Linked DNA regions of Homo sapiens: all the other regions are linked to region 3. A link is a contact called in ENCODE Hi-C or POLR2A ChIA-PET data. All regions are on one chromosome and are shown on one strand. Each heading gives the region's core, a stretch centred on a gene start or an enhancer-like site at or near the end of the contact. The rest is flanking DNA. Distances are from core to core; before and after follow the strand shown.

Region 1 (3,228 bases), core at 712-3,211, 640 kb after region 3:
GCTTCCCAAGTAGCTAGGACACAGGTACATGCCATCATGCCAGCTAACTTTTTATTTGTAGAGATGGGGGGGGTCTTGCTTTGTCTCCCAGGTTGGTCTTGAACTCCTGGGCTCAGATGCTCTTCCCACCTCAGCCTCCCAAAGAGCTGGGATTACAGGTGTGGGCCACCCCACCCAGTCCGCAGAGTTATTTTTGATACAAGAACAATGGTTTTCATTGGTAGATTTAAGTGTATAACAATTTGAGTCAATTATTTGACATCATATGGGCAAATTGTAAGTTTCTACCGATTGAGTTGGAGTTTTGCTAATGATAGCTTCAATGTGGTGTTTGTATCTTTACCACAGGAACTTAGACATTAATCCACCCTTTCCTTCATATTACCATCTCAGTGCCACTCCGCACATCCCAATTCCAACCGCTGGGTCATGGCAACCTCTAGAAGTCAGGACTAAGCATAGAATAAAACCTTGTCTCAAAGTCTTTTGTTTTCGTTTATTTGTTTTTTAAAGCAGTGCTTTGCCCTTTGGGAAGTATGTATGCGAAAGGCAGGGCAAAAACCAGCAATCCTTGCTTAAGAAGTAGGGGTATTTGCTCTGCCTCTGGTTTCCAGTGTCTGTTCTTCAGAGGCCTGGGCAGCTTCTCCTGAAGCTGAACACCATCTCCTAATGCCAACACCCAGAGCTTCTCTTTTCTCACCATAGCCAGCCCATAACATGTGAATGAGAGCAAGAGTATCCCAAATGAAAACAAATATATTCAAATCACTGCTTCAGGAGTGCACCCGAATCCTCTACTTTCTCTATACAGAGCTGGTTAAATATTACACTCTTTGAACTTCATCTGCAAAATAATGATCATCTCCTTCACATGTTTGCAGTAAAAAGTAAACAGTAAATATCTGAAAATGTAGAGCCCAGTGCCTAACTGGTAATAAGTAATCAATTCATGATCATTTCTAACTTTTCTTACTTCAGCTTCTTTTCAATTCCAATACCCCTGTGCACCCCCCGCTCTGCCCACCCACCCACACCTTGTCTGTGGCTTTCAGTGTCCTGATTGCCAGGTCAGGCTGCTGACCTTAGACAGGCTTTCCCACTCTCTCCTGCTGCGCCAGCACTTCTCAGCCCCAGCTGGAGAGGTTTTAGAACCATCTTTCCCCTCAGTGTTCTGCCAGCTTGCCCCACGACTGCCTAGTTCCATCTAGCCCCAGCCCATTTTTGTTTTATGCTTGTGGCTATTGGTAGCAAAAAATCAGTGGCTACACTAGCTGGAGACTGTCAAGGCCAGCTCGAGGAACCAAGAGCAGACTGGGATCTGGAGAGTACATGTGAGTGTGTATGTGTGATGTGTGATGTGTGTGTGTGTGTGTGTGTGTATGTGTGAAAGAGAAGTTGGGTGAGAGTGAAGGTGTGCAAGCAAATGTGACTAAAAGTATTATACAATGTGTTAGTAAGAAGTTTGAATGTAGTAATACATAAGGCAGAGGATGAACAGGTGTGAATGATACAGAAGAAGGGACATAAAGAGAAGCCAGTGGGATATGTCATCGAATTAAGTTGAAAAAAGGAGAAAAATGTTTGTAGGAATGTAGTGGGGAAGGAAAAAATAGTATTAAAATATATGGAGTTATATGTGAAAACACGTATGTGTGTGTGTATGTATATATGTGTAAATTTTATAAAATTAAGTCATGAAAAATAGATTGCTTGTTCCGAAGCTTAGTAAGTTAGGGGTCAATTCAGGAAAAATCCGTACTGTTATATATGCAACTCTCCTTTTCTAGGGGATAAATGTAGCCCCAGTTAAACAATCTATATATAGAAAAGACCAGCACCCTTAAGAGAGGAAGGCTTGATTCATGAGTAACGATGGCCAGTGTCCATTCCAGGAAAGCCAGCATCTGCTCTTAACCACAATCCCTTAAGGCTGGATGCCATAGCCATATATGGAGTGCTATAGGGAAAGGAAGGGAGTCTCTTTCTGGAGTCCCCACAGATGCTGTAAGTGGCATCCAGCCTATCTTCAAGTCAGCTCAAATTCAGAGGAAAGGGGTTCTGTTTTGATAGGGACCAACTAGACCCAACAGAAGGAAACAGACACATGAGCACAGGCCAACTTGCTGAAGGAACATTGCTTGGTTTCCTTTTTCTGTAGAAAGGAGCCAGTGTTCTGTGGTGTGCTGCCTTCTGTGTCTCAGAAGGTATGTTGTTTTCTGATCCTAACTCTGTTATCATCCTGTTTGCACTTGGTGACTCACAACAGATGCTCTGGCTTTCCCACAGCTGTGCTCTTATCACTGCAGGGCGAGCAGAGCAGCAGTCACATCTGCGTGGTCCTGACCTTACCCTCCTGGGGCTGCTCCTATGCCAGCCATTCCCAGTTTAGAGGGGCTGTAATAGCGTTTCCATGGTACTGAAGACAATTCACAGGAAAATAGTTTATTTGAATAGCAAATGCTTTGACCAGGTTCTGGACTGTGGAAAGCCCCTAGTACAGTGACAACATTAACCACACAAACAACAAGTATTAGTACTATTACTATTACATTATTATTACTATACAGGGAAATGAACCAACACCACCATGAATCAAACATTTTCCTGGAATTTTAGCATCTGATTTGGAAACATATTTCTTATTAGTTGACAAAAGACAAAAGGAAACTTCAGTAATATCTCTATAGCCTTATAAAAAATGAATGCAGAAATATGTTTGAATGTCCTGCTATCCAATTTTCCTCATGGTATGCAACAACGCCACTGTGGCAAATATTAGAGGAGAGAAAGCAGAAAGTAGCTCCAAGGCAAATTCCAGCCAAGGGCCATTTTATCATATCTTTTTCTCTGTGTCACTTTGGGTTTTGGGAAATCTTTTTTTTTTTTTTTTGATTTTTTTTTTTAATTATACTTTAAGTTTTAGGGTACAAGTTGTATATCCAAAAGAGATTTTGAAGGGTTAACAGTGTCATTGATTAATCACCCTTAATGTTCAGTTGTCTCACAATCCCAAGGCATTATGAAACCTCTTGTAAGTAAATAAATTGTCATTTTATTTTAATGGTTTTGAGACAATTGTAGACTCACAAGCTATTGTAAGAAATAATATAAAGAATTTCCACATTCCCTTTACCTAGTTTGCCCCAACTCGCAAAAGTTCTGTGCAAAACCACAATTAAATATCAACCAGGATATTGGCATTGACACAACCCATTGATCTTATCTAGA
Region 2 (3,053 bases), core at 100-2,599, 620 kb before region 3:
TGCCTGTAATCCCAGCACTTTGGGAGGCCGAGGCAGGAGGATCACCTGAGGTTGGGAGTTTGAGACCAGCCTGACCAACATGGAGAAACTCCGTCTCTACTAAAAACACAAAATTAGCCGGGCGTGGTGGTGCATGCCTGTAATCCCAGCTACCTGGGAGGCTGAGGCAGGAGAATCACTTGAACCCGGGAGGCGGACGTTGTGGTGAGCGGAGATCGCGCCATTACACTCCAGCCTGGGCAACAAGAGTGAAACTCCGTCTCAAAAAAAAAAAAAAAAGAAAAAAGAAAAGAAACTCCTCTTGCCAGGAAAGCTTGAGAATAGGGATTGAACCCTTTCCACTTGAGGTGGTTCACGGAAGCTCTGAGCGCTCGCTGGCTATAAACATAAACTACGGAGTTGCTGGGAGGCTCATACCTCCGCCAACTCCATCCAGCCTCCAAGTGAAACCTCAGGAAGGACTCTGGTTCTGCTCCATTTGTAAATACTACTTCGTCTTCTTTTCTATTTTTTATGAGATGGGGGTCTGGCTATGTTGCTTAGGCTGATCTCAAACCCCTGAGCTCAAACAATCCTCCCACCTCGGCCTCCCAAAGTGCTAGGATTACAGGTGTGAGCCACGGCGCCTGGCCTCCAACTACTTCTTTCAAGTACTTGTTCAACTTTTGTGTTTTGACCCAATGGGCTGAAGAGCGACAGGAGAGCTCACTGTGGCTTTTTAAAACCCCCAAACTGTTTATACAAAAAAGACTCCCTGGTGATTACGATGACCACCCAGGTGTGAGAAGCATACCTCAGCCTGTTCAGGTGTAAGTGAACTACATACAGATTGAGGGCCCTTGTGCCACAAGCGGTAGGTAGCCTGGCCAATCCTCCACCAAAACACCATCAGTCTCTCAGGAGCTCTCCCAGCCTCGACTCCTCCTCTCTACTTCCAGCAGTACTGTCCCACGGTCTCAAATCTTCACTCCACAGACGTGAGGCCGAGGTCAGAGGACTGGACCCGAGGTCGGAGGCCCCGCGTCCCGCCCCCGCGCTGGCGCTCCCAACGGCCCACGGGCAAAAGCCAAGGCTGGGTGGGCGCTGGGCCGATGGGGACCAGGCAGGAAGGAGGCCTTGGGGACCAGGCAGGAAGGAGGCCTTGGGGCCAGGAAGGGGGTCAGTCTCCTCACCTGCCTCTGCTCCTCGCTTAGCCCATTGATTGCATCGTCCACGGGCAAAAGCGAGTGGGCCCGCTGGGAAACGAAGCCGGCAAGCGGCGGCCGCAGCCTCCAGCTCGCCACACGCCACCCCAGCAGCCGAGTCGCAGTCGCCATCTCTGCCATGCACGAAGAGCCAGCGCTGAAACTGAGCCAGCTCTTAGCTCCACCAATCCAGGCTTCGCCGCCCACCAAACCGGCTAGGGGGTGGGCTGCAGCAGCCAATCACCCTAGGCGGCCCGCCGAAGGCGTTGCTGCCCTTGGACCGCACCCGAGCCAATCAACCGTGATCGCCTGCCAGCTTCCAGCCAGTGCAACGGCCGCAGGCCGAGTGGCCCTGCCCCGAACGCTGCAAATGCTGGCGTGCTCCCTAGGATGAGTGTTTTTAGCGGGGTAGAAGAGCAAGTGTTTTTTTCTTTTTATCTCCCTGCGTTGAAATAGCAGCCCCTAACTGCGGAAATCTCTCTGTGGGAAAGCAGAGTGTGGAAACAGCAATCAGAAAACTGCCCACGTACCCAGTAAATTGGTCAAGCATCTCTGGAATAATTAAGATCGGAAAAGTAGTGCTTGCTCTAACGTGCACACTGATCATAACAGAGTACATCTTGCTTTATTATATAACAAGGTTTGTAGATTTAGATTCATGTTTTATGGGAAAGGGGTTATTAAGGAGTAGCTGCCTTCTAGATTGGAGATGCGCCTCGATTTACAGTGGGGTTACTTCTCGATAAACCCATCATAAATGGAAAATATTGTAAGTCAAAAATGCACTTTGAAAATACACTTAGGCCGGGCATGATGGCTCACACCTGTAATCCCAGCACTTTGGGAGGCCGAGGCGGGTGAGTCACCTGAGGCGGAGAGTTTTAGACCAGCCTGGCCAACATGGAGAAATCCTGTCTCTACTACAAATACAAAAATTAGCTGGGCGTGGTGGTGCATGCCTGTAATCCCAGCTACTCAGGAGGTTGAGGCAGGAGAATCGCTTGAACCCGGGAGGTGGAGGTTGCGGTGAGCTGAGATCACGCCATTGCACTCCAGCCTGGGCAACAAGAGTGACACTCCGTCTCAAAACAGAAAACAAAAAAACACCTAACCTACCAAACATCATAGCTTAGACTAGTGGACCTTAAACGTACTTGGAACACTTATAATAGCTTATAACGGCACAATCATGTAACACAAAGCATATTTTATAAGACAGTGTTAGATATCATTTATTGAATATTGTACAGTTTCTATTCAATGTCTATCACTTTCACACCATCATAAAGTTGAAAAATCTTAAGTTGAACTATTGTAAGTTGGGGACCATTTGTATTTAATATGTGTTAAATATTAAATAGTACATATTTACGTATTATACTATATATTAAATAAGATGTATTAAATAGGCTGGGCATGGTTGCTCATGCCTGTAATCCTAGGACTTTGGGAGCTTAGGTGGGAAGATCGCTCGAGGCCAGGAGTCCAAGACCATCCTGTGCAACATAGGGAGACCCTGTCTCCACAAAAAATTTGAGAAAACAAACAACAACAAAAGATGTATTAAATAGTAAATAGTATGTATTTAATACACCAGAATAATAGCAGTCAGGACTTAGAAACACGGGTTCGGGACACAGGGAAAGGAAGAGTGGTGAGGGGAAAGAGGGGAGCTGATGGAATTAAGTCTCTATCCCCTCTCCACTTGCTCTATTTTCCTCCTCCATGTTGTGTCAATGTTATTTTTAAAATTTAATTAATTAATTAGAGATGGGGCCGGGGTGGGGGTGGGCAGTCTCACTATGTTGCCCAAGCTGATCTTGAACTCCTGGGCTCATGTGATCCTCCTGTCTTGGCCTCCCAAAGTGC
Region 3 (2,979 bases), core at 354-2,853:
ACCCGTTACTTTTTTGAACACTGCTCATAGAATTTGTATAAAGTATACAATGAGTATCAACCTATTTATATTTTATTTGCAAGAATGACTCACTGCCAGCGGCACACAGGGCCAGGAACATAGGCTTTCATGGCACCAACTACAAACAAGACTGACTGATGAGATTGTGGCCATGTCTCTCCCAAGTGCTCCTGACCTGGTTCCTGAAAATGTTCACCTCAACCTCGAACTCAGCATTTCCTGTGCTGGTTTTCAACTTGACATTGGTGAATTTCTTCAGTAACATCTCTAGGTCGGCTGCTAAGTTTTAATTCTCATAGGAGGATTAGGATACTTTCTCCCATTTTCTTCAGTTTGCAACTTTTTTTCTTTTGAGATTTGGAAAGCCACATAAATTCCCTGAGAAATGCTGGGAAGAAATCCCTGCACAGAAACACTAACAATGAGGACAGTGAGGCTGGAACCAGGTTTACCAGGGGAAAGCAGTAGGTAGGAGTGGAGGTCAGAGAGCCAACAGAAAGCCTTATCATTTAGAGATGATGTCAGTATGAACCTGAATGGAAGCACTGAAGTTGTGACGAATGTTTGGATTCTGAATATATTTTGAATGTTGAGCTGATAGGACAAATAGATTGTAGAGTGAGAGAGGAAGAAGAATTGAGGATGACTCCAAGGTTTTTGGTCTAGGCATGGCAGGCTGAAATTACCATTTGCTGAGATGGATAGAAAGTGGGTGGGGGACTCTGGAGAAGTTGTTTTTTCCCGTGTTAAGTTTGAGATGCTTACACATCTAAGTGGATATGCCAAATAGGCAGTTAGGTAAAGGAGTCTGGAGTTCAGGGAAGTCTGGGCTGGTGATAAGATGCAGGATTCAGGAGCATAGGGATGGCATTTATAGCCAGGTTTTTATACCCAGCACTCGCCTAGACTGCAGCTGTGTTCTTTCGGCAACTCAGCCTACGACTATTTGCTTCGCTGAAAAAAAACCACATCGTACCTAGTTAAAACAATGAGGACAAAGGGGCCATGAATGTGAAAATGCCCTGTAAACGGTAATGTGCTGTTCAGACTGGAAAGCAGGAGAAATGATGGCAATGGAGGTGAGGAAAATCAGTTTGTGGACGTAGGGAAATAATTTTCGTGCACTGAGAATTAGAGAAACTACGAAATGAAAGAAGGTGCAAAAAGCAATTATAACTCTTTTTGGACTGTAGCCGAATCTGTGCAAAACTCATATTTTTAAAATTTCCATAGCACCCCAAATTTACTAGAGCTTCACATACATGGTCTTTTTGAGCTGCACAAGTCTTGTAAGAAGGGAATTATTATTGTTCCCATTTTACGGAGGAGGAAACTGTGCTCGGAGAGGATAACTGACCTGTAAGGCATCACAGCAATATGAGGGACAGAGATACACAAGCATCCAGACGTCCGCGTTCCGAATCCAACCTAAAGACGAAAAATCGCTCCCAACCCCCACCGTCGGCAGCGAAGACGGAAGGACACACGCCGGCCGTCCCAGCTCGCAGGGCTCCAACAGCCGCCGGCCCCGGTCCCATTTCCGGATGGTACAGCCCTTTCCGCTATCGCGAGACCGGAAGCATCGCGCATCTGGTTGCCAGGGAAACAGCGGTCCCACAGGCAGGAGGGATCTGGACCGGCGGCTTCTTCCACTACCAGAGAGGCTGAGGTGGCGGGAGAGACCCCTCTCCTCTGGGGGTAAGTGGCTGGCGCGGCGAGTGTCTGCGGCGCGCTTCTGCGGCCATCTGCGCCCTGACTGACGGCGGCCAGTTCCTCGAGGAGGCCCGGCGGGAAGGTGAGGGGCCGCGCAGATGAGGGCGGAGCTCGGTCGCGGGGCGGTGCGCCGAGGAGTGGGCGGGGCGGAGCTGCGTCGGGCCGCTTGGCATGTAGATGGACTGTCAGGGAGAGCGGACAGGGCCAATGAGAGGGCGGGGGCGGGCTCATTGGGGGCGGGGCCCCAGCGGCTTCTGCCTCCGCGGAGGCTATTTCTCCAGGAATCACCTAACATTAGGACCTGTAACCAAGGCTTCTACTTTCCCGAGATTTGGATCTTCCCACCAAGATCTAGAACTGATCACCAGCCATTTAAACTAGACCGTAAACGGCAAAGGATGCAAATAGGCATTTCACAGGAAAAATAAAAAGATGCAAACAGCAAACAATTGATTAGAGACTCAACTTTTCTCGTGAAGAAATGTAAACCAAATTCACAGATACCTTTTACACCTATGAGACTGGAGAAGATGAAACAGCTTTGACATAACCAGATGGGCCCCAGCCCAGTGTAGGGGAAGTAGTGTAATTTGGTGCAGCCTTTTTGGAGTACAATTTGGCGAACTACCAAAATTTGAAACATAAGTGTTCTTTGACTCAGCAATTCTAATATATTTTATGGATGTATGAGCATAACTAAAGAAAGATTGGCACAAATATATTAACTTAAAATTGAGGTATAACTTACTTATGGTAAGCCTCACCCATTTAATCTACAGTTCTGTGAGTTTTGACAAATGTATACAGTTATGTAATTACCAACCACCACAATCAGCATACGGAAGTTTCATCATGAACCCCAAATTCCCTAGTGCTCTTTGTATTTAATCCCTCCCCTAACGCCATCCCTGGCAACAACTTCCTAGTTTTTTGTTCCTGTAATTTTGCCTATTCCAGAATGTCATATTGATGGAAGCAAACACCCTGTGGCCTTTTGAATCAGGCTTCTTTCAGCTTAGCATCATGCAGTTGCTATTCATTCATGTTCTGTGTATCAGTTGTTCCTTTATGTTGCTGAGTAATAGTCCATTGTATGGATCTACGGTAGTATATTTATCCATTTCCTACTTGAGGCATATTTGGATGAGTTCTTTCCAGTTGTTGGCTATTATTGATGAAGCTGGTATAAATATTCATGTACAGGTTTTTTTTTGTGTGTGTGAATATGTTTTCATTTCTTGGGTA
Region 4 (3,092 bases), core at 171-2,670, 660 kb before region 3:
CGAGGCCAACAGCGAGCGGCTAGAGCGGCAAGCCAGTGCCGCAGCTCCTCCCGGCGGGCGCCCCGGCCCCCGCAGTCCCCGGGGCAGAGTCCGGCCCCGTCGCCCGCCCCTCGGAGTGGGTGCCTCGGACCCGCTCCCCTCCCCGACGCCACCACCTGCGCCCGCTCCGGCGCCGCCTTTGTCCGGCGCTTCACCGCCAAGCGAGCCCCTCGGGCCCGACCTGACCCGGCCCCCAGCCCCAGAAGAGAGGCGGCGGAGCGAGCAGGGCAAGACCAGGCCGGGCCGCGAGCACAGGGTCCCGCTGTCACTTGGAGGCGGTCTGACAACTTCGATTCCCCCCGCCACACCTCGGACTCGGCCGCCGCCCCGCAAGGTCCCCGCAGGGCCTCCCGCGGCCCACACTCGCTTTTCGAACCGGTCCCCTTCCGTCTTCGGCGCCTCCCTTCCTCTCAGCCCGATCGAGTCGGGTCTACACTACTCCCCCCTGCCGCCCCCGGCCCGGCGCGGCCCTCATCCCCTGCCCCCCATCCAGCAATAACCGGTCAGCTCCCAGCGCGGGAGGGCGCCCCCCACCCTGAGCGGGCGATCCCGCGGCGCCGCCCCCGGCCGCGGCCCCTTGCCTCGGGGACCGCGATGGGGGAGGGGGCGCGGCGGGGGCCTCGCCGCCCGCGCACTCGGAGGCGAGCCGGCTCCGCCGCGGCGAGGAAAGACCGGCGTCCTCCCGCCCTCCGCAGCTCGGGACGCCCGCGCCGCCGCCGCCCGGCCGAGCTGCCACCCTGCGGCCGCCACCCACCCCGCCCCCGGCCTGCAAGGCGGGCGGCCCCCGGGGGCTGTCACCTCGAGGCGCGCCGCGTTCCCCGATGGCGGGACCGTGGTGCCGGACCCAGGGGAGGGAGGTGGCGCGAGCGGGCGGGCGGCCGCACCTGCTTCGCGTCGTCCGTCCGTCCGTCCCTTCCCGGGCTGGCGGGGGCGGTGGCGCGGCGCGCTCGGTGGGGCGCGCTGACGGGCGGCCGGTGCTCTCCCCCTTCGCTCTTCTGCCTACCTCGCTCGCTCCCTCCCTCCAGCTCGCCCCTTCCCCCTCCTCGACCCCGGCCCCTGACTCACCAGAACGGGCGGCGCGGACGGCGCGGCTCTGGGCGCCCGCAGGCCCCGGCCGGGCTGGAATCCGGCGGCTGGAACCCCCCGGGGGCGCTCAATTCCCGGGCTCCACGCTGCTGCGTCAGCGCCTCCTCCTGGGGGCCGGGGCCGGGCGGGCGGAGCGGGGACCGCGGCCGGGCGGGGCCGTCGGGGGGGGCGGGCGCGCCTGGCCGGGGCGGGCGGACGGCGGGGGCCGGACGGGCGGGGCAGGCAGCCGGACGGGCGGGCGGCGGGGGCCGGGCTCCGGGATCCGCTACGCCGCTCGCGGTTCCCCCACAAACTCCCCGAGAGCGGAGCCTCCGCCGCCCTCCTTCCTGCTTCCTCGTCCCCAGCCAATCAGCAGCGCGCCCCTCGGCCAGCTCCGCCAATCAGCCGCCCCGCCCTGCGCTGGCTCCGCCAGCCAATCCGGCCCTCGGCTCCCCCTCCCGGTCTCTGACCAATCAGAACCGTGGGTCGGTCGTCCCAACGCAGGGGGCAGCACGAGGCGGCCGGGGGAGGCGGTGCGGGGAGTGGTGGGGCCTTGGGGGAGGGGTGCCGTGCCAAGGGTGGTGGCAAGGGGTGATTTTCTTTGCCGGCTTCTTGGATTTTTCTCTTCGTCTTCAGAACCTGAGCCCGTATCCCACGGTGACTCGACCCCAATCTCCCAGCTGCTAGCCCCCCCGGAAAAATCTTATCTCCCCCCGCCCTGGCCATCACCCCTCCGCATCCCCTTTCCCCCAAATCCTCCCCAGCACGCGCTGGAGAAAACTGCGGGCCGAGGAACACCCCATCCTCGCCGGAGGCTGCTGCCCCCAGGGCAAAGCTTCAGGAAGACCAGCCGAAAATCAAGCGAGAACAACCCCCCTTTCCTGCAGAAAGGGCCCCAGACTCCTGCAAAAGGGCCCCGACTGCTGAGAAGCCCCTCCCGCCCTTGCCTCATCTTTCCGACTTCCCTGCCTGCCACGTCTCCTTTCCTTTCCAGCAAGGTCGGTCCTGGCTCGGTAACCCCTCACCCGCATCTCTTTTTCCTCTTTCTGCCCTTCACCTACCGCCCCCAACCCCAGCTCCTAATTCACCCTCTTCAGAAGCAGAGTGTGGAGCCCTCATCCATTTCCAGCTGACAGCAGAGCCTGGTCTGTGAGTCCTTGACACCCACACACCCTCTTCCACCACCGCGGGGAACATCAGAGCTCTCCGGGGGAGGGAGAAAGGGGCGGGCAGCCTGACAGGAGCGGCTGGACTCCCTCCCTCGCGTCCCCAAGCTACGGGAGAACCAAGTGTAGACACTTACCTGGCTTCCCCCTAGTCACCAAATGCTGTGGCTCCGTCTCTCACCCCCACAGACGTGCCCTCCCAAGCCCGAGCACGCTCGCGGGGTCAGTGGGGTGGGTGGGCACAGCAGGCTAAGGGCACAGAGAGAGATGGGAAGTCCCTGTTAGGTGCGGGAAGGAGCTGTGTCTTGGGCACCTGGTGGTGCCAGAGCCCGCCTAGGACTTCACTAAGCCCGGGATATGCACACAGTAGGTTCTCGAGAAATGCTGAGTTCACCCCTGAACAAAGCCTCATTCCCAATTCAGGCGGGGGAGGGGAGCTTTAGGAGGTAAAAGGAGCAGCGGCAGAAAGGGTAGTGTCAAGTCACCAGAGCGCTGGAGCAGCCCAGGGAGGGGCTGGGCCCCAGGAACGCCTTGGGCAGAGAGAGGCACCCAGAGTGCTGAGGCTGCCCAGGCAAGCAAGGAAAACCCAGCCTTGGAGTGTGGCCCAGGGGCTTCGGAGGGGCTCCTCCTGCACCACACACAGCGCCCAGCCTTTCCTAGACCTTGGGACTCCAGCGCTCACCCAGGCAGCCTTTTAAGACAATCAGGGCTGCTAGCCAATATGGCTGGGAAACAACCTCCCCCAGAAGCAGTTCCCCATCTGCCTCCAGAGCTGTCCAGGGGGCCCAGACTGTCTTAGCTGTTTGGGGGGACACACTTAAA

What was found. Hi-C counts contacts between places; a loop is a spot of excess contacts on that map. ChIA-PET counts read pairs that join two places held with the same protein, here RNA polymerase II (POLR2A). Pooled maps may share reads with other maps.
Region 1: POLR2A ChIA-PET joins it to region 3 with 11 read pairs in BJ. The contact joins the enhancer-like site here to the promoter of FSIP1 in region 3. POLR2A ChIA-PET finds 5 or more read pairs at or near these places in 2 of 52 experiments (A549 and BJ).
Region 2: a map with no recorded cell type shows a loop between it and region 3 (5-fold over the local background). The contact joins the promoter of IVD here to the promoter of FSIP1 in region 3. A Hi-C loop is called at or near these places in 1 of 168 maps with a recorded cell type or tissue (CD4-positive, alpha-beta T cell), 2 of 37 single-sample maps with no recorded cell type and 6 of 50 pooled maps. POLR2A ChIA-PET finds 5 or more read pairs at or near these places in 2 of 52 experiments (HCT116 and WTC11).
Region 4: a loop to region 3 is called in a map of CD8-positive, alpha-beta T cell, with 4 times the contacts of the local background. The contact joins the promoter of BAHD1 here to the promoter of FSIP1 in region 3. A Hi-C loop is called at or near these places in 1 of 168 maps with a recorded cell type or tissue (CD8-positive, alpha-beta T cell) and 10 of 50 pooled maps.

Annotation. Positions count from the first base shown.
Region 1 is chr15:39,139,189-39,142,416 of GRCh38, reverse strand. The region is part of intron 1 of LOC105370777 (a long non-coding RNA gene); the gene reads left to right. Among named protein-coding and RNA genes, the nearest start is that of LINC02915, 110 kb to the left of the region's middle. Within about 2 kb of position 1,961, at least 7 of the 41 ENCODE cell types and tissues checked have a DNase peak (open chromatin) inside an H3K27ac peak, as active enhancers do.
Region 2 is chr15:40,404,091-40,407,143 of GRCh38, reverse strand. IVD (isovaleryl-CoA dehydrogenase) reads right to left here and starts at 1,349. Exons shown (of 12, transcript NM_002225.5): 1 at 1,173-1,349. The coding sequence starts at 1,316. RefSeq lists an enhancer at 1-144.
Region 3 is chr15:39,781,465-39,784,443 of GRCh38, reverse strand. FSIP1 (fibrous sheath interacting protein 1) reads left to right here and starts at 1,603. Exons shown (of 12, transcript NM_152597.5): 1 at 1,603-1,816. LOC105370941 (a long non-coding RNA gene) reads right to left here and starts at 1,538. Exons shown (of 1, transcript NR_135665.1): 1 at 1-1,538. RefSeq lists an enhancer at 1,364-1,493 and a silencer at 1,794-1,973.
Region 4 is chr15:40,439,281-40,442,372 of GRCh38, reverse strand. BAHD1 (bromo adjacent homology domain containing 1) reads right to left here and starts at 1,420. Exons shown (of 7, transcript NM_014952.5): 1 at 1,105-1,420. RefSeq lists silencers at 1-64, 85-204, 925-984, 1,433-1,618, 1,045-1,714 and enhancers at 370-869, 870-1,371, 2,177-2,714.